4 separate regions of the Mus musculus genome follow, and regions 1, 2 and 4 are each linked to region 3. A link is a loop called in an ENCODE intact Hi-C map of the cell type or tissue named here. Cell type or tissue: heart. All regions are shown on one strand. Region 1 has its middle 5.8 kb from the start of Gbx2. Region 2 has its middle 13 kb from the start of Gbx2. Region 3 overlaps Agap1 (ArfGAP with GTPase domain, ankyrin repeat and PH domain 1). Region 4 overlaps Agap1 (ArfGAP with GTPase domain, ankyrin repeat and PH domain 1).

Region 1 (5,000 bases), 65 kb before region 3:
CACCTGGGCACCTCGAGGGCACTACCAATGTGTGGTCAGCTAAGTGACTTGCGACCAGGATGGAGGCTTACTGGCCATAAGCCAAGTAGCACCTGAACAGGCTTTTAATTGGAGAGGAAAACTGTGAGTTTAAGGAAGCCTAGTTTTCATCTTAGGAATCTTGCATGTCCTCTTTTTGCATGTCTTTATCTATTATAGCCTGGGGACTGGCAAACTTTGGCCGGAAGAGGAGGGAAAGCAAGCTCGGGTAGTAGTGGGTTTGTACAGACACAGGGGCTCCAAATCCGATGCAGCCAGGGAAGAAACGCGTTTCCTTAGAAGAAACTCCGACCCTAAAAGCAGCGGTCTTTGCTGGCTCTCAGGGCCTCGGATCCATAAATCAGGCTACAGGCGTTATCTTCCGACAGGAGCCGGAACCCAGCAAGCCCTGCCTGGCTTCCCGGCAGCTCTGGGCTTGGAGGAGGGCTGTAAGCTCCAAGGCCCCCGCACCTCCCCCTCCAGGCGGGGTCAGAAGGGGCGTGCCCTGACCACTGCCCCACCCCAAGGGCGCTGGGAACCTCGCCCCTCAAAGGGAGAAATGGGGAAGGGTCCGTGGTGAGTTGGTGGTGGCTTGGTGCGCTGAAACCTAAGATTAGGGCGTCTTTCTGCCTTGGAAGAGCGACCTGTAAAGCGCGAGAGGGGTGTGACCTGCCCCGCTCCTCCCTCTCTAACTTTAGTGCTGTGACCGAAGCGGGAAGCGGTCCGCGCTTAAAGTATCCAGAGAGATGCCAGGGCCTGGCGCTCCTAAGACTGCGTATCCCCGAAGCGTGGAGCAGGCTAGTGACGGCGACCACGGTGCCCAAGTCCGTCTGGCCGTTAAACCTGCAGCCCAAAGAGAAACTAGTGACCCCGCTACATCAACTTTTCAAATAGAAGGATAGGGGAACCCTCAGCAACGCAGCTGTGTGTCGTGCTCTCTGGTCCTAGTCCAAGCAGGGGAGTCGTGGCGCTCTGGGTCAATACTGACTTAATTTATTCCACTTTGCACTGATCACCTCTCAGCAGCACAAGGGTCGGGACCTAGAGGCCTCGTCCCCCAAACTTCAGGCGCAGGGTGGAGGGCTGGAGTCATCCAGTATTGGTTTGCATCCTAATGTTTCCAGGATGGGGAAAGGCCTCGGGTTAGAGCCTGCTCTAGAAAGCTCTGGAGTTCCCTGCTGTTCTCCATGAGGAGCCTCAGGAAAGCAGGGGTGGGGTGGGGGTGGGGGCTGTGCATCCTGCACAGACACACCAAGCCTGTATTGTTCAGGGGCTCCCCAGGTTCTCCTCAAAAGTGTGCACAGAGCCCTGGTCATCCGTGGGCACTAGCTGCTTCTGCCAGGTTCTCACTGACTGGTGTCAGGGCCGATGCCGAAAATTCTAGGTCCTAAGGGACTACAAGCCCTCTTTTCTACATACACAACAACCTGGACTAGTCTTTCGATGGAATGCATGGGTGCCCGCAGAGGGCCTGGGACCGTGAAAAGAGTCCAGCCCAGCCCTGGGTGAGATGCCAGGTGCGATGCCTTCTCCCACTCCAGGGGCACTCAGAACTCAACGCTCTCCCGGATCCCAGGGTGCCCTCTTATATACCTGTCCACCACACTAGAGGTAAACAACTCCTACCAGCTTCTCTCCCAAAGCCTTTGTCATGGGTGGGCAGCACAGAGGATAAAAACCTTCACCCATACAAACCCCCTAAGGAAGCAAAAGTCCCCTGAAATAAGCAGCCTCCTTTGGGGATTCCCCACCCTGAGACCCAAGCTGCCTCCCCATTTAGAAGCCCTGGGAGGGTCCTGACATACTGCCTGCCCTGCCGCCCTCATAGTGTCCCTTTCCTCCCCGAGCCCTCAGGGTCCTGGAACCCCAGAGCCCAGATCCCAAGGCCCTGGAGACAGGCCGAGGGCAGGAAGATAAACAGGCAGCCCTTGATGGCCGCTGTCATCATGGCCGTCATCATGGCTTTCATTTGGCTGCCTAATGAGTCACATCACAGGCAGAGAGAAAAATTGTCAATCGCCTGGGCCCTAATGAATTTTTTTGCAAATTGTAATCAAGCCAGGCCGTCTCAGCTGGCTGATTAATGAGACCCACGAGGCTCGGCCAGCACCTCAGCTTTTTATTCCATCCCGTCCTCCCTGCACTAAATTAACAGCAACTTGTCTGAGCTTCAAATTAACTCCCAATGATTAATTCTGATGGGGGGGCCTGAAGAATAGCTTGTTCTAATAGGCTCTGGCCTGAGATGCTGTTGGAAATTAATACACTTCCCCTTTGGCTGCCGGCTTTAATCCAAGGTTGGGTTTTGACATCACTATATTTGTTGTTACAATAAATTCCACTTACATCTGCAGATCAAATAATTATGATCAGAAGTGCACAGACCGGGGGGGGGGTGGGCAGCTGCTGGTGCAGTGGGACACCTGGGGGCTGACCTCAGATCCACATTCATGGGGGGAGGGCTTATCCTGGGAACCACCACCTGACCCTGTGACCCTTGCTCTCATTTCCCAGAATCCTCCCTACCAGGGAGCTGAGTACACCCAACCCTTTGGAAAACAGAGGTTGCTTTGAAAACCTACACCCAGATCTTCATCCAAGCAGCCCTGCTCCTCCAATTCCCCTAGAAGACTGGGTGTTCCTTTCAAGCAAAGCAGCCTAGCCCCCTGTATAGGGCTTTCTCCAGCCCTGTTAGCACTGGAATTTTCAAGACTTAGTACAAGCTTGTCGCCCAGACAGCTAGTCTCTGCCCCTCTGGGATAGTCCTTTCTGGGTGCATTTTCAGCTGAATGGACTAGTGCAAGGCCTTTGGGTCATCTCCAGCTGAGACTGGCCACTCGTGACCAGTCTGGCTGTGGTTGGCTGTGTGTCCTGCCTTCCAAGATGCCCTTTCTCTGAGGGTTGGCACTTGCTCCCTCTCCTTGCCATTTGGTGGAGCTTAATTTGCCTTAGTCAATTCAGCTGTGTCTGGTGAGCCTCGCACAGGGTCTCCAAGGCTACTCCCTGTAGCCCGAGGCCTGATCAGGCAAGCACAGGGTGCACTGGAGGTTGGGAGGGACGTTCTCCATCACTGGCTAGTTCTCCTTTAGGACTCTTGAAGCTCCTCAAAGCTGCCTTGAGGGCCTGTAGCTGTCTCTAGCAGCCTTGCCAGCCAACTTGGCTTCTGTACCTTCTCCTTCTGGATACCAGCTATGACACATCCAAGCTATCCGATTGGCTCAGCTGTGTAGCCTTTGGGGAACAAACAGTTCCTGTGCCCAGGCACCTCTGTCCTCTGCCCAGGTGTGCACAGCTGGGGCAAATGGGTTCTGCTCCTCCCTAGGAGTTTATCTAACACTGCCTTCCTTCCCACCAGCTCAATCGGTCTAACTTAGCCAACTTTTGGGATCTAGGAGGGAGCTGCAGCCCAGGTCGACAGTGATGGCCTGGACAGAGAGAGGTGGCATTAATCTTCATTTGGAGCCCTTATGGTGTGTAAACAGGAGAAATATGATCTTGCTAACTGAACATGAATGCAAATCACACCGTCAGAGCAATAAAGCACCTGAAACCACGACACACAAAAGCAACACCATATGTATGAAGACAACCTGCATAAATTATAAATTACATCATAAAAATTGATTGCCTATTTGAACAGTTTAGAAGTGGGAGCCCTAAGCTGACTTCTGCCCTCTGTGGCTTTGGGGAAAGGTCAAGCTGTCCCACCCAGGGACCTGAGTTCAGGTTATGACAGGTATGAGACAACAGGCATGAGGTGTTGGAAGACCTGCATCTACCGGGTTGTGATGTCTAGGGCATGGGGGTTGTGGACGATCACAGTTCACCAGGCCCCGGGCACTTCTGGCCAACACACAGTGCTGCGGTCCTAGAAGATGCTGGGATTGTCTAGGAAGCTCTCTCCAGATGGAGTTGGTCCGCAGTGAGCAGGCATGTGAAGAACTGGAGCTTGAGAGTATGCGCAGGAGCAAGTGAGAGCAGTAGTGTGTATGTGATGTGTGTTCCCCTTCCCGCTCTTCAGCTTTCCCCACATTCACAAGTCTGCTACATCAAGAGTTGGATGAAGAGCGCCCATTATACTCCCGCAGCTTCTCGGTAGCCCACCCAGCCGTATCTCTCTTCCTAGTAGGAAGCCCGCCTTGGCCGCGCCTCTAAACTCTCCCAGAATCTCTCCCCAGATACCCAGACCGGCTGTCCCTGCTCCACTTGGCCTGAGTTCTCTCCTCCAGCGCGATATTCGCAGCTTGGAATTCCTCCCCAGCCCCTGAAGGACTCCCAGAACCTCCTCGTTCACTCTCTCTGGTCTGGTCTCTGGCTTGCTCAGTCCCCGCGCTATAGACACACCCGCGAGCTCCTCTTGCTGGAACACCAGGTTATGGCTCTTCCCCAGTCCTCTGTGTTCCCTCCGTCTCCAACCCGTCAACCACTGGCTGCCCAGCAGCTGCACCCAGGCTGACCTCGCCATATCGAGGTCCGAGCTGTAGAAGTCCACCCGACCCCACGGAACTGGCTCTTGCTCAGCAGTCGAGGCTCCCCTCCCCTCCTCCAAGGAGCATCCAGGGAGAGAGAGGCGCCCAGATATTGAAGGAGGTCTCCGAGAGCCTGACCCCAAAGTTGAGACCCATGTGGCCACAGCGTAGGCAAAGGCCTGGGCAGGCTGGGCCCCGGAGGCAATCCCCCCGCCCCCCCCCCCCCGCGACCCCTGCCTCAAGCCTTCATCTCTTCATTTCCCGCCACTGGATCCCTTGTGGCCTTTGTCATGCCAGAGCGTCTCTAGTGGCCGTGCGTCGCCTTAAAGAGCCGGACCCCCCACCTCGGGCTCCCGGCAGTTCGAATGACAATGGCTGAAATGCGATTACACTGATCTGATCCTATTAAGTCCGCCCCGGCCCCCGCGGTCTTGCCCAGCCAACTCCTGATCCCTCCTACCTCCTCTTCATTGCCCCTCTGCCTACCCCCGACCCGGCTTCCGGGGGCGCACC
Region 2 (5,000 bases), 84 kb before region 3:
GCAGGACCCCATGCCGTGGGAGGGTACCACTCACATCTAGCCTGAGGCTCCCCACATCAACTCGCTCTAGAACCTTCCTCACAGGCATGCCTGGAAGTTTGTCTCCTAGGCAATGCTAGATCCCTGGCAGTGGGACCGCTGGGTCAGGCAGTGGCTCTGCCTTCAGCTTTTGTAGTCTGAGCCACAGCTTCGTTCCTCGTTGCCACCAAGACCCCAGGTTACCGACTGTTCTGTGCCCTCACAAACATTTGCTAGTTCCAGCTTGGTGTGAGCTTGGGTTTCGCTTTATTTTCCCCCTGACAATTATTCACTTACTGAACTGGGTTCTTGAAAGTTGGCTGGAGGCAGGACTTGGACTCAGATGCATCACCAGCCAGGTGTTTGCCTAGCTTCCCGTGGACCTCAGAGCCAAATAAAGCTGGGCAACTTATCCACCAGCAGGTCTCAACCTTGGGGTCACAATCCACTTGGTGGTAGAACAACGCTTTCACCGGCGTCGCCTAAGACCATCGGAAAACACAGATACGATCCATAACAGTAGCAAAATTACAGTTATGAAGTAGCAATAAGATAATTTTACGGTTGGGGGTCAGGACAGCCTGAGAAAATGTGTTAAAGGGTTTCAGGATTAGGACAGTTGAGAACCGGGCAGGGAAAGGAGAGCTTGGAGAGAAAGAGCTCTGTGATGTCCTACCCCCTCCAGCTGCCTCTCTTGCTTTCTCTCTGTTGAATGTGGAGGGCACATACCCATGTGCAGTGACTTCACTGTATCTATGACCTATAGCCAAACCATCTCAGTTTGCGTAGACCCATGCATAGCAATGACATCGATAAACTAACCCTCCAGACAACGGGGAGATTTCCCCTCTTCCACCTGACCGTTGGAGAGCATGACATCATGGCTGCAGGACGATGGCCAGAAAATAAGCTGTCAATCACCTGGGCTCTCCTAGGCTCCAAGATGCACAAATAATATTCCGAATAAATCCTATGCCTGTATGTCTAAATGAGTCCATGACAACTGCCATGCATGTCTGGCACAAACTCAGTCACCACCCACATCAGATGGAACCCACTCACGGTCTCCAGAGTTGAAGCATTGCTAGGAGTTGGCTTTGTTTTAGCAAAACAAAACTGACATGAATTTTCTGATGGCTATTTCAAGAAAGGAAAGAGGGATAAGAGGGGGAGGAAGAAGAAGAGGAAGAAGAGGAGGAGGAGGAAGAAGAGACAGAGGCTAAAACCTAAAACAGGAAGAGTAGGGAGGCAAGGAAGGGGGACTATCATTCACTTGCGGTAAACTTCCAAAGCCGAGCTCCTGTAGGATGAGGCTGGTTCACCTTGCTTCTCCTCCAACAATCAAAACACACCTTGGTTTATCATTATTATTACTATTATTATTATCATTATTATTATTATGTCTCTTATTTCCCCTTTATTACAGCTCACATTCAACACAATTTTTCTAGAGTACAGAAAATAACGTCAGTTCTATACCCTTAACATTTGTTTTCTTATCTTATTTTATTTCAAATGACTTATTTCATTTGTCAGTTATATGCATGTGTGTGCTGGCGCCAGTGCCCCTGGAAGCCAGAGGTTTCACATCATCTGAGGCTGGAGGTACAGTTGTGAGCCACCTGATGCTGGGGTGGAAACTAGGCTTGGGTCATCCACAAGAACTCTACATGCTCTTGACCACTGAGCCCTCTTTATCTCTAGCCCCTTAACACTGAGTTTCCAATGGTATATTTATTTGGTCTCAAACTCATATGGAAGAGATACTTTCACTTGCTACTTGTATAAAAAGGAGGAAAAAATGCACATCTTTCTCCGACTTCTATCAGCTACGTCTGGTTACTGCTTGTTATTTAACCATGTTGAACTCTGAAACACACAGGCACGGTTCTCCTCTACCATCAGCCCTGAGGAGATGGACCTCTGCAGGTGTCGCATCCGCTGGACAGAGGGAAATGGTCACAGCTGGACTTCGACACAGTCCAGAGCCCAGGGACAATGAGTACACAAGCAGGCACTCTGAGGTCTGCTCATTTGAAATTCTGGGTGCAGCATTAGGGTAGAGTGTAAGTGTCAGTTTAATTTAAAGACAGGTAATAATGGATTCCACACGAACTGCAGAGAAATGAAAAGCATAGGCTCTATAGATTTAAGGGGCCTGCTAATCTCAGCAGCTGTATGTAATCAAATTCCCAGCCTCTGAGTTAACCCTCAGTCACATGCTGGGGGAATAAGGAGGGTAGGCTGTTGAACTTCTGCAGAGAACACCTACCCACTGCAGGAATTGCTATTCCTGAAATACGGGCTTGGAGAACCAGTTGGTGTCAAACTCCCAGCCCTCCCAATCCACTAGGGGGTATCTAACAAGTTCTTCAGTCCCTAGAACCTGGGATGTTAAGTGTTCTTTGGCTATTAAAATCTGCCCCCAAGACCACATGACAGGCTAGGAATATTGGCTCTTTTATCCCATTGCTTCAAAACTAAATTAGAAGGCAGAGAGGCGACTCAGTGGTTTAGCACAGGCAGAGGACCTAAGTTCAATCACCCGCACCCATGTCTGGTGGTTCACAACTGCCTGTAACTCCAAGGGGTCCCAGTCTCTCTTCTAAACCTGTAGGGGCATCTGTACTCATGACTCCACACTTACACATAATTGAGAATAAAAATAAATCTTTTTCAAAGGTAAATTATTTCTTTAGGAAAATCTTCTAGCTGTAGCTACAAAGTCCGTTCTAGTCAACACCACCATCTTCTCGCCAGGACTTAAGCATCGTCTACCGGCATCAAAATATTCTGAAAACTCTAGGGTTTGTCTTGAATGTTCCGGTCTTTCAATGATGACCTAACATTCAATTGTTTAGTTCAATTGCTACACTGAAATAAACCCAGAGTCCTGTGAAGGATTACGGAATCGGGGAACGTCCTTCTCGTCGAGTCCTGCAGGTGGCGCCATTAGCAAACTCTCTCACCGTGGCCCTCCGGCCTTCTCCGCCCACAGTGGAGACAGGAAGACAACACCAAGCGTTTTAGCCTACCTGCTGAAGGAAAGAGAGTCCGGGGAAAAATGATAGCTCCATAAAGTACCCTATAGAATCGCGGGGTGCAACTTTAAAAATCAGTATTTAATATATTGATTGTGAAATTGCTTGATTCCTTTGTATTAAATATGCACGTTGTATAGGCGAGGTGTTTATAAATAAATATGATTTTCAGTTGACTTTTTTATGGTGCCATAATGACGGCCCGATCCTCATTTGTGTGTTAAACGTGTGCTTTAACAAAATTATACATTCCCCATTGTAATGTAAGTGGTTGGGCTTGCAGCTCCCATCTAATCTCCCAGAATCGTGTTTCTGCAGTCCTAAGACTCTTTGCTTAATCACTCCAATAAAAAGAGTAGATTCTTTTGTAATGCAATTTGTAAGCAGTAAACAGAATTGAGAGCGCAGTATTGCTGTTGAGCGCATTTAATGCCGGGTTTTAATTTGGTGTGTAATTATTCATTTGGTAGGCGCTTCCCAACCCCCTCAGATTTCCTTTCCCTGCTCTGAAGAAAAGTTGGTGAGTCTGAAAAGCAGGGTTTCCGTGTATCTGATGTAAGCCTGAGTTTGATGCAGTTGTTATGAAGAGAACATTTGTTTTAATCTGCTAAAGACAGGAGGTCACATTAACGAGTAATACAGACACATAAAAATGTGATTACGGCTTCTAAACAGAACGCAGTAGGCTCCTAGTTAACACAATGAGATTTCTAGGAAGTGATGCATACGTTCCTCAAAAATGACACATTTCTCACGTTCTATTCCAATTAAATTACTCAGGCAGCTAACAGCGATGAGCGCAAAACACGGGGATAAAATGAGGGTTTTCTTCTTGTAACTGTATCTCTGTGAAAGTATATTTTTATGAGAAGCCGTTAATATTAAGCTATTATTTTTCAACTGCGCTGGAAGGGATGTCTTGAGCCTTTCTTGTCGCTGAAGAGCCTCCCCCTTTGTCTCCCGGGTTTGCTAATAGGAACTGAGAACCGCTCGGCTGGGTACCGCCTCCACCGGAGTCCTTGGAATGGAAAAAAAAAAAAAAAAAACCAGGCTGTGGGGGAGGGGAGAGGGCCTGTCTGTGTCCCTAGTGTCAGTGGGGCTGCCCAGAGGCCTGCATTCGTAGGGCTCCGGATCTGGGAGATCCATCCGCTCCCCGCGGCGCCGGCTGAAGCTGGAGAAGCGGAGCTTGTACGCACTCACGCTCTGCGAACACGCGGGGAGCGCTCTGATCGCGCATCCCAGGCGCTGCGCTCCTGAGCGCCCCAGGACGTGGGGGCGGGGAGGGGGCTTCACTGGGCAACACTGTGATGAGAGTGGCTGAGGTGCTCTCCCAAAGCCTGCAGAGCCCCTGCTGGAGGGTCTGGGGTGCAAGGGTCCGGCCGACCCTCCGGTGGTCTCGATCTGCGAGGTGGGGTGTCCCAGCTGCACCCAGGCCTTGGGAACAGGGTGTCAGAAAGACAAAAGGAGGCGACGCTTGCGCCTGCAGAGGATGACAGCGAGCTTCGCTCTGGGGCTGGGGAAGAGCTCAGAGCACAGTGGCGGAGCCACCCTAAACCGAAATGCGATTTGAAGTCCTAATGAACTTGATTGCGTGAACATTTATAATCCCCCATGGCCCTAAATGAAATCAGATATAATCAGAAGATACGGGGAAGGGAGTGTTTACAGCCGACGCCGGGCGGCCGCGGGACGGGGAGATGCGGCCCCGGTATTGATGTCGAAAATGATGGATAACGCGGGAATGGCAAATATACTATTTGTCTAATGGCTCGGCAATTAAATTCCCCTGTAAATGACCCATGCCTCATTTCATCCTAATCTATGGAATTTTGATTGAATTCGTCAGCTCTAATTGAAAAATACTGCACTTTAATGCCTGCATTGCAGTTTCGGGACGAGAGTGGTTTTAATGAGACGGTGCCCCTCTGACCCGGGAATATT
Region 3 (5,000 bases):
GGCCAGGAGTCAGCTGCCTTAACTCGGCCCTGTGGCCTGCCCTACAAACAGACAAGCCAGTTCGTTAAACATCTTTCTCTCACCCTTCCCCTTCTTCCCCTCTCCCTCCCCTCCCCTCTCCTCAGGTCTGTTCTCTGGAGCAGGGTGGGGTAGGTAGGGAGAATGGTCCAGAGCCCAGTAGGTTTGAGTTGAGCTACATTGGGTCCGAGCGTCAGAATCTGAAGCCTGTATGATCTGGGATGGGCTCCAAGGAGCAGCAGAAGCAGTGAGAAAGGACAGACAGGTGTGAAGGAGCCATGCTGACCAAAGACTCCTAGCAGCCCATGCCCCTGGACTCTTCTAAGCTAGGCTCTTCTAAGAAACCCATCTTTACAAAGGAATTATCAGTCCCACAGAGTGTGTACACGGGCATGCCCATCCTGGCATCCTCACAGTCGCATCAATGCAAACTGTCCAACGTAGAGAGGTGAATGATGACACACCCCCCACACCCCCACTACATACACCGATTACGTTACACGCCACTGAAAATAAACAGTGCCACAGTCAGAAGCCACAGCCTCATATGCATCAGGCCTGTCCTTCACACAGGACCACAGCACCAGCTCTAAATGCAATGCTTCAGGCGAGATCCACAGTGAAAGAGACAGACAATCTCAGCAGCCTTAGGGAACAAAGCATCAAAAGAGGAAAAAATGTTTTTTTTTTTTGTTTTTTTTTTGCCTGCCTGTATGTCTGTGTACCACAACTGTGCCCGGTGCCTGAGGACGTCAGAAGCGGTGTTGGATGCCCTGGATCTGAAATTACAGGTAGTAGTGAGCTGTCATATGAATACTGGGAACTGAACCTGGGTCCCCTGCAAGAGCAATAAGCACTCTTAACTGCTAAGTCATCTCTCCAACTTTCTCAAAACCTTTTTATTTATTAACTAAAATTCAAAGGACGGGCGTTAACACTGAGCCTCCTTATGTAGTCTATGGTGGCCCTAGGATGGCCTTGGACTTGAGATCCTTAAACCTCAGCTTCTCCACTGCAGTAGGTGTGCTGCCCAGGCTCAACTCTCACAACTGTTTTAAAGTTGGTGTTTTAAGAGAAACCTACACAGGAAGACTAAATAATCTAGCCAACACTGAATAACCTGTAGCAGAATCAACACCCCCCCCCCACACACACACACAATCACCCTGGAAGGTCACAAGCATCCCTTAGGGAGGGTCTGTTTGGGAAATGCAGAGGTTGGTGCGCTCAGCACTAGGGTGTCCCCTTACCACCCCAGAAGCTGCACATACTATAAAGAACCCTTTCACCTTATTCCCCCTCTCAGTTTCTGGAAACATCTGTTACTAGTGGACTGGGACCAAAATTCATAGAGACACATTTTGGCTTTGGAAATCTTGGCGTGGCTTGGGCATTCTGGTTCATGTGTCCACATAGTCAAGCTGGCTTCAGGAGTTGGTGATCTGCCTTCCAACTAGTTTCCAGGCTCTGAACTCTCAGTGAGAAGTCCATAATCCGTGCAGGGCAAGGATGGCCGTGGTGAGGAGCGGAGGTGCTTGCAGCCTCTAGGCCTGGGCTCACAGGCTCCTGGTCCCTCCCGAGCATACTTCCCTGGAGATCGATTCCAAGCCACATCTCAGAGCTGGTGGCAGGCCTGATGGCAGGTGTGGGTGCGTGCCTGTGAGTGAGCACACATGTGTTGTGTGTGTGTGTGTGAGTGAGCACCAAGATCTAATTGTTGTATATCAGAGTCCTGGATCAGGCAGGGGATGTGGGAAGGCATGGGGTTGTCTGTGGAGATGTGAAGGTGGATCTTGCAGGTGGAGAGAAGTTTCCTAGAGGAGGACATGCTCTGCAGTCCAAAGACTTGCCAAGTAGCCTCAGATATTTCCAGGACTGAAGAGGCCTGGCAGATCTGTATTTACCCAGGAGACTTTGAAACCCTAGGAAACCAGGCCTGGGGCCAGATGGCCTGTTCTCTGGCTGGAATTCAGCTCACTGTTATGGCCACTAGGGGAAGGGAGGGCCCCTTTGTGCTCCCCCCTTTGTTTTGCCTTTTTGTTTGCCCTTTCTTTGGCTTTCTCAGTAAACTGGGAGCCCCCTGCAGTGGGGGCCGGCAGTGCTGAGCCCTTTTCTTCCTTAACAGCTTTATTGAGGTATAATTTACATGCCATAAAATTCACCTGTGCTAGATATACAATGCAGCAATTTTTATTAAGTCCATAAGGCTGTGCAAGTATCTCCAGAATCTGGTTCTAGCCTGTTCCCATCATTCCAGAGGATACCTCATGCCAGGCTGGGCCTACTGATCCCACACTAGGCAGCACACCACTGCTCTGGGTTGTCTATCCAGATCTGCCCTCTCTGGCTATTCCACATGGGGGGAATCTCACAGTGTGTGAGGCTTCTGTGTTCAGTTCTATCTCAGCCTTAATATCCGGTGCATGTGCACTGAATAAAATAAAAAGGGAAATAAAAGCACACACTCCTCCAAGTGCTTTGCCAAGGGGAGTTTCTAGTCTCCGTTAAGTCACTTCTGTGGATGGTCTGTGAGAATCCGACACTTCTCTTTAGGTTTGGTGTGGATCAGAAACACCCCTATGGTAGGTGCTAGTTCTTATGGGGACCATTATTTATTTAGTAAAGAACAAAGGACACCCCCCTTTTTTCCCTGTTTAAGTAAGTTGCTGAACTTAAACTTGGGGAGAATTAAGAGCCTGTGCCAGGCTGGATAAAAACTGAGCCCTACCTTACAGGAGTGGTGACACACACCCACCTCCACTTTTGGTGAGGCAGCTCTCCCATTCTAGAGATGCGGAAGAAGCGTTCTGACGGTCAGGGAGCAGGAGATAGCCCCCTCCCCCATCTTTCATCTGCACTCAGCCTAGCTCATACCAAAGAAATGCCTCCACCTTCCATAACTGATCATTCAATTATCACAAGTGTGTGGCTGTGTAGGTGGGGAAAGGGCAGGGTGCTATGGTTTCCCCACATCAAGGGGCTCCTGGTTTTCTTGAATTCATTCTCAGCAGAATCCAAAACATATCACTGGTGCACCTATCTGTGAAGTGGCGCCCTCGGGTGGCTGGGATGCACAATGCGGCTCTGAGAAGGACATTGGGAGAACTCTAATGAAAGAAGCCACTGGGTTTTTACAAGGAGGCTGTGACTATAAAAGGCCATCTGGAAGTCAGAAGTCCTGGGCTGTGTTCCCAGGAAGCCACCTCCATCATCCTTTGCCTTTTCAGAAGTGGCTCTGACTTCTCTAGAAATGAATATGCTTTCTGGAACACATGTGTGCTTAAATAAGGGGCCCTGGAGACCAGGCCAGGCTCAGGAAGTTTATGTACACAGCTCTAGGGCTAACTTACAGAGCTGTGTTTGGATAATGGGGTCAGGGACAGCACCTAGCTGGTAGCTATAGAAGGTGGGCAACATGGCAGCTGCATTGATGCACAAGATCTCAGGATGGATTCGGACATTGTTCATGTCCGCAAGGGACAAACATGACATACTGAAGAGCAGACAACAGGTCTGGGGGTGGGGGGTGGGGTGGGGAAGGACCCAGAGTGTTGGAAAGGCAATCAAGGGATAAGCCATTTGCTGCAGTTTGGATGGGGACTGGTCCCTAAAGGTTCATGTACTTTAACTGTTAACCTGAGAGGCTGCAGGATCTCGAAGAGGTCTGATCTATGTAAGGTGTCATTAAGCATGGCCCTTCCAATTGAACTCATGTCTTTCTTTCCAGACTGGGCTGTCATGAAGGGAGATAGTACAAACCTTACATATCCCTATCAGGCGAGTACTCCAATCCCATAGCTGTACTGTAAGTTGGCTGGGCAAGTGGTACTGTCACAATAGAGTGTCCAGATCCAGGATGTGCACTGCTAGTGTCTACTGTACACCTGAAGTACGGCTTGGCTCACTTAAGATACATGGTGTACACTAACACACAGGCTCAGTATGAAAGAAGAATTGAAATAGCTCACCAATACTTTTATCTGTCTGTCTGTCTATTATTATGTGCCATTATGTAGAGGTCAGAGAACAACTTATACAGTCAGTTCTCTCCTTTTATCATGTGAGTCCTGAGGATAGAACTTGGGTCATCAGGCTTGGCAGCAAGCCCCTTTACTTGCTGAGCCTTAACCTGTCTACAGTGATTATGATGTTGGGATTATGACATCAACTAAAATCACGGTCACCATGTTCTTTGACATTCCAGACATGACCACCAGAGAAGTGACAGCGAGAAGGTAGAGGAGAAAATGCCAGGCCTGGGTAGAGGCTTGGTGCTAGAGAGCTGGTTAGCACACAGGAGACCCTGGCGTGCAGCACAAAAAGCATGCAAGGAAAGCCTGCAGCTGAGAGCAAGGGGAAACAAAACAAACACTTCTGAACAAGGATATGAAGGAACCACAGACACCTGCTCTTAAGCAAGCTTAGCTCTCTCCTGGAGGTGGTCATTTAAGGATGATCAACTGTTCTAAGGGCTATTCTTACCAATGGTGCCCAGCTCAGCATCTCTGCCCAGCAGAGACCCCTGGGGGGCACCTGTCCTTCCCACCACTATTTGTCCTTGTGAAAATTCTCCCCAATTCAGCTCTATACAGACAGACAGCCAAAGCCAGACAGCTGCAGGTGTCCACAGGGCTAAGGGTTTCTTAGAATACAATTCCGGGTTACAACTCAGGACTGGAGGGGAAATCAGGGTAGAACGGAGAGATGCTGTAGTGTGAGAATACAGCTCTGTATCCAGTAAAGAGCAGAGAGGAAATGAACGTAGTGCTGCCTGCCTGGCTCCCTGCCTAGGGAATGTGCTGCTCACAAAGAACCGAGGCTTCCTCTACCAACTAGCTAGCAAGACAACCCCCACAGACATGTCCATAGGCCAACTTACTAAAGGCAATTTCTCAGCTGAGACTTTGTCGGATCATTCTAACTGTGGCAAGCTGACAGTTAAAACTATGACATTGGCTGGGCGTGGTGGTGCACGCCTTTAA
Region 4 (5,000 bases), 210 kb after region 3:
GACAAAGCCAACTGGAGAGGAGTCGGGAGCCAATGAAACTAGGCCTTCCTCTGGGAGCACAGTTGAACATCCAATAAAGACGCAAGTCTTCCTGCGTGCCTTCATGAGCATCTAACTGTCATAACATCTATAATTCAGCATAGAAAAGGCACCGCAGAGCATTCATTATCAATCTCACAAAACATATACGGTTCCTCTGCACCTCAATCATTTGCTAACAGTTACAATAAGATTATATTAAAAATTTAAACTGCCCTACTTAAGCAATTTACCTTCAAACGTCCATTTCCAGGGAATGAGTACGAGGGACATGAATGTCGAACCCTTGCTCAGATTTATTGCGCTGGAGAATATTTCTCCAGATATCGCTTTGAAGAGTGAAGTCTAATGACTTTAGTTTTATTACTTTTTAAGCACTTAATGGGAAAATTTAGACATTTTCACAAGACTGAGCTTCAACCCAAATGGTACCTTTAAAAAATGACAGGCAGAGGCAGGTCTGTGAGATTACTATAGACGTGCCCAGGTTAGTGCAATCCTGAGGTTTTAAGGCAGTGACTAATACAGCAGGCTTGCCTCTGCCGTTATCAGTGTGAGCTCCCCTACCAACCCCGCTTTTCTTTTTAAACTGTCTTAAATAATAACCCAGAGAATGTTTAGCAACGACTAGCTGCAGAGAATTTTATCATTATACATGTAAAGATTTAAAGCCATTAAAAAACCCCAGTATTTAATCTTTTCCCTTACACTCATAAACCACCTTCCATGGAGAAATTACAGGGCAAACGCCATCGTTATCTCAGTGCCATTACGCAAGCCCTGGTCAGTACGGGTTGCTTCTACCACCAGCCATCTTGCCAGCAGGAAGACCACCTTTGAAACGTGGAGAAACAAATATGGAAGTTTCTTTTCACCCCAACTCATTTCCCCAAACTTCAGCCACAGCTGTGATCAGTCAGACTTCAATTAAAGCACAGGCAGTGGTCCTATCAATCACGAAGGACGATAAATTTCTCATCTTTCTCATTAGCTCCCCCGTCACACAGCTTAAATATAAACACACCTTGCAACAGGACTGTAAATCACTCAGCCCTTGGTGACTCTACCCAGCAGTGCAAGAGGCAGGAATGATGTGAGCAAAATCCAAGGCACAATCACCACACTAAAGCTGATTTACACACCTCGGAAAAATAAAAAGCCTCCGAGAATCAGACTGACAGCGGGTCTCTTTGAGTTTGTTTATTTGGCTTAAAACGGGTAATGACCTGTCTTTATTAGTATGACTAAGTTTTATGTGCAAAATCCAATTTTCTGTAGAAATATTTTTTGCTGCATCTGCCAACAGTATCTCTTGCAGTTACCTGTAGCTATTAATTTTTAAAAAGCTAAATCCCTCAACTTTTTTTTTAAGTTTTAAAGGGGGGGGGAAAGAGTAGAAAACCAACAAACTATTTTCTTGAGGTAAAATTAACAGAAGCAGATGCAGAGACAGCGGAGCTGGCTGTGGGCGGGGCTCCCACAGCGGCCATTACTCCGAGCCGGAGCCGCTTCTGAACACTTTTCATGTATTTTCTCTGAGCCTGTGATTAAATGTGGGCTGTGGGCTGTGGGTGTGTGTCTCCCAAGTGCAAACTTTATACAGCACTCAGAACACAGTCCAGTGAATTCTGCTATCCTACCGCTGAACCGCTAAGAATCAACCAGCTGTCACGGCAAGAGAAGCCATTTGTGCCTCCAGTGTGACCTTCCAGGCACCTACACACCACATCCCATGTGTGCCTAGATTAACTGTATCTTCCTAATTTACACGGAGGCAGCACAAGATTTTGCTACCATCTTTAACCCACAAGAGCTAAGGAGGTCTCTGCAGATCACACCTGAAGCCACAGCAGGAAGTCTGAAACCCTAAGCAAAGGGCAGCCCTGTCTGTGACTCCACTGCCACCTAGTGGCCTACACTTGACTTACCTGGCACAACCACGGAGCAACTGGTGCTGTTCTGACAGCCCCAGAGGACAAGTGAACAACAAGCAGAGATAAAGAGCAAAGTCAGGCTAAGACAAGCCACCAACCAAATGTGACCACCCTGCTGGAGTTGACAGCGTGTGGCCAATGGCTCAGAAAAGCAGTTGCCTGAAAGCCATAGCACTCCAGCCCCAATGGCTACAAAGTATCTTGTACAAGTAGCTGTGATTTCCCCAGCTACTGAGACTCTGACAAGTGGAGTTAATATGTAACTTTTAGGTCACCTAACAACAATGGCCAATGGAGTGGGGAATCTTGGACACAGAACTGGCCTGCTGTGGCAATTAACGACCAGTGTGATCTCTGGCAAGGTATCTGACCTTTCTGTGCCTCAGGTTCCTCACTGAGAGGTGCATGCATGGTATCTGTATTGGCTGATGGATATGAGACACAGCCTGGTAGTGATGATTTGGTATGAGATACAGAACAAGCGTGGTCCTTGCACAGACACCAGGCAGGCAAATGCCATCACCCATACCCTGCACCAGCACCTACTCTAGCTTCAGAAAGTGCTGTGCCAAGTAGATTATGACCTCCAAGGGAGGAACTTGGGCCCTGTTCAGCTCAGCAGCCCTGGCTCCAGATACAAGACCTGAGGCAGGTAGAGACAAGAGAAGAAATTTTTCTAAGGCCCTAGTTTTCTGCTGGGACATCCTAGGGGCAAAAGCAAGGCTGGAGAGAAAGAGACCCAATCCAAAAGATGAAGCATTGCATCAGCAAGAGTGAAAGGAGGGCAGGATGCAGGGCTAGAGCATGCAGGTTTCACAGATATGCTCCGATCATACCTGCATCACAGCTATCCTCTGGAGAGCTGGGGAGAAGGCATGGACATGAAATGTGTGAATCCATACAGGGTGGACCAGGTGGGCGTAGGGAGGAAGGGCTAAAATGGAGCCAGAGCTGCCTAATAGTCTAACCTGGGGCCTGAGGAACTCAGTCACTCTAAGACACCCAAACCCTGACTTAGTGCATAAGTCTCAGTTGAAAGAACTCTGAGAACCTGATAAACCACAGTGGGGAGACAGAGGGTACAGTGAGGATGAGACCCACACCCACCACCCATGTGTAACAAGTACAATGCCTGTTTCAGCTCTGTACTTGCCAAGGGAACCCACCAGGCCTCGGGTGTCTCGGTACCTCTGCCTTTGGGCACAGGAAAATATACCCTTCCCAAGAATATTCCTTGCATGACTATTAGGCCACTTGGCCACACTTGGAAAAGATGTATGTGTCCCAGTCCGTGAAGCCAAGGCTAAACCAAAGCATGCTAGTGGCTAGGGTTGGGTCTGAGAGGGGGCAGGCGGTAGGGAACAGTGCCACATTCTCTCCTGCAGCAGGAGACAGAGCGGGCACCAGTGCAGGCAGTGTAGCCTGGTGATGGGTGCTGCCTGTGCTTCTCATCTGAACATAGGCTGCTGTGTGTTCCAAGGGGACGGCAAGTGTGGACTCGGGAGAGAGGAGTCTCCCAGGAAATCTCTAAGCTGCACACGGCTTCATTTTGTGACGGCTCTGTACCTGACCTGCTGCTTCTAGGACATCTTCAGAGGTGCTAGGCCTCTGTGATAAGGGAGGCCATGGCAGCTTCGCACAAGTGAATGTCACATGTAAGCCGAGGAGGTGGGCGGCTCTGCCCAATAGGGAGGTGCCTTGGCTTCGGTTCTAGCACAGAGGAGGCTGTCTCTAAAGAGCTTCACAGGAAGCGCAGGAAGTCCATCTCGGGGCAGTTGTGAAGCTCCCATGTGTGCGGGGAACTGAACTCTGGCCCTCGGAAAGCACAAGTGCTACCTCTCCAGCGCTTCCGATTTTATTTTAGAAGTTTTAGAAATTCAACAGAATATATTAATCATAAAACATTATTCTAGGACTACAGCGGGTTTTTGGGGTGTTTGCCTGGCCAGGCACAAGGCTCTGGGTTTGAACTCAGAGCCACATAAACCAGATGTGGTAGCACCTGCAATCCCAACAGGCAGGAAGAGGCAGGATCCAGGGCATCCACATGTAAAGTTGAGGCCAGCCTGGGAAACAGGAGAACCTATCTTAAACGAAAATAAAATGCTATTGACTAGTGGTGGGGGTTAACAGACCACTTTTTATTGGCATGTATGTTGGTTATTTTCCTAACATATTTTAATTGGAAAAGTGCTAAAATGTTTCTAAGCAGATACAAAGTATACACAAATCTACTGAAATCTACTTTACTAAAGTAAACATGAATTTATAACGGTGTGATGACATTCTCAGAGAGTCAAGTCTTCTGTCCCCCAGGGCCAAATGTCACTCATTTGCCTGCCTGGCTGCCTCTGCACCCACATCAACTAGCAATGCTGGCAAAGACAGGATGTGGAGATGGCAGGGAGCCTCGGCTGGAGCTTCCCCAGTGACCGGTGGCAAGCTGACTCAGTGACATCACTTCCTCCTTTAATGCCTTCCTAATCGCCCTGACCTCACGTCCGGGCTCCCACTGCAATGACATCCTGGAGGGCAGGCGCTGAGCCAGCGAGGCTCTGGGATCTCTGCTGCTCCAGTACAACTGAAGACAAAAGCCGTAAACTTTACCATCATAGCGTGTGTGCACGTGTGTGTGCGTGATGGGTGTGTGGATGTGGGTGTGTATGTACCACAGCATGTGTGAAGGAAGGAATCGGACAACTCTGTAGGGTTGATTCTCCCCTTCCTCCTGTAGGTGGGCTCCAGGGATCGAACTCATGATTCTTAGTTCCGGTTTATGCAGCACACCCTAAAGTTCAACTTTTAAAAATGTGTCTGTATTCTCTCCACCGTGACAGCAAAAGGGAAAAGAAAATACAGAATGAAAATATTCTAAGTGCTTCTGGCACCCCCTAGTGGCAGTTCCACTAGATTACAACAGAGCTCAACCCTGCCTTCCTACCTTGTAGATTCTGTGAAGAAATCACCTGGGTGGGTGGGTGGGTGGGTGGGTGGGGACAGTCCGCACACTGGCTAGAGCCAGTTAGT

What was found. A loop is a pair of places that touch in the nucleus more often than their neighbours do. Peaks named below come from ENCODE experiments on the same cell type or tissue, not always from the same donor. Only the 100,000 strongest peaks of a DNase experiment are listed, where the experiment ranks them.
Region 1: it touches region 3 in a loop (1.9-fold over the local background); 4 of 42 quality-filtered maps call a loop at or near these places.
Region 2: a loop joins it to region 3, with 8 times the contacts of the local background. A loop is called at or near these places in 12 of 42 quality-filtered maps.
Region 4: it touches region 3 in a loop (2.4-fold over the local background); 3 of 42 quality-filtered maps call a loop at or near these places.

What each region holds. Positions count from the first base shown.
Region 1 is chr1:89,922,918-89,927,917 of GRCm38, reverse strand. No RefSeq gene overlaps it. Among named protein-coding and RNA genes, the nearest start is that of Gbx2, 5.8 kb to the left of the region's middle. In heart, no CTCF peak of the experiment used is centred here; no DNase peak of the experiment used is centred here; H3K4me3 peaks cover 2,144 bases; H3K27me3 peaks cover 5,000 bases.
Region 2 is chr1:89,941,387-89,946,386 of GRCm38, reverse strand. No RefSeq gene overlaps it. Among named protein-coding and RNA genes, the nearest start is that of Gbx2, 13 kb to the right of the region's middle. In heart, a CTCF peak has its summit at 2,953 (motif pointing right); a DNase peak (open chromatin) is centred at 2,986; H3K4me3 peaks cover 1,685 bases; H3K27me3 peaks cover 3,294 bases.
Region 3 is chr1:89,857,502-89,862,501 of GRCm38, reverse strand. The region is part of intron 16 of Agap1 (ArfGAP with GTPase domain, ankyrin repeat and PH domain 1); the gene reads right to left. Among named protein-coding and RNA genes, the nearest start is that of Gbx2, 71 kb to the left of the region's middle. In heart, CTCF peaks have their summits at 2,008 and 3,079 (motif pointing left); a DNase peak (open chromatin) is centred at 1,951; H3K27ac peaks cover 217 bases.
Region 4 is chr1:89,643,767-89,648,766 of GRCm38, reverse strand. The region is part of intron 6 of Agap1 (ArfGAP with GTPase domain, ankyrin repeat and PH domain 1); the gene reads right to left. Among named protein-coding and RNA genes, the nearest start is that of 4933400F21Rik, 38 kb to the left of the region's middle. In heart, CTCF peaks have their summits at 1,952 (motif pointing left) and 4,854 (motif pointing left); DNase peaks (open chromatin) are centred at 1,986, 3,636 and 4,446; H3K27ac peaks cover 247 bases.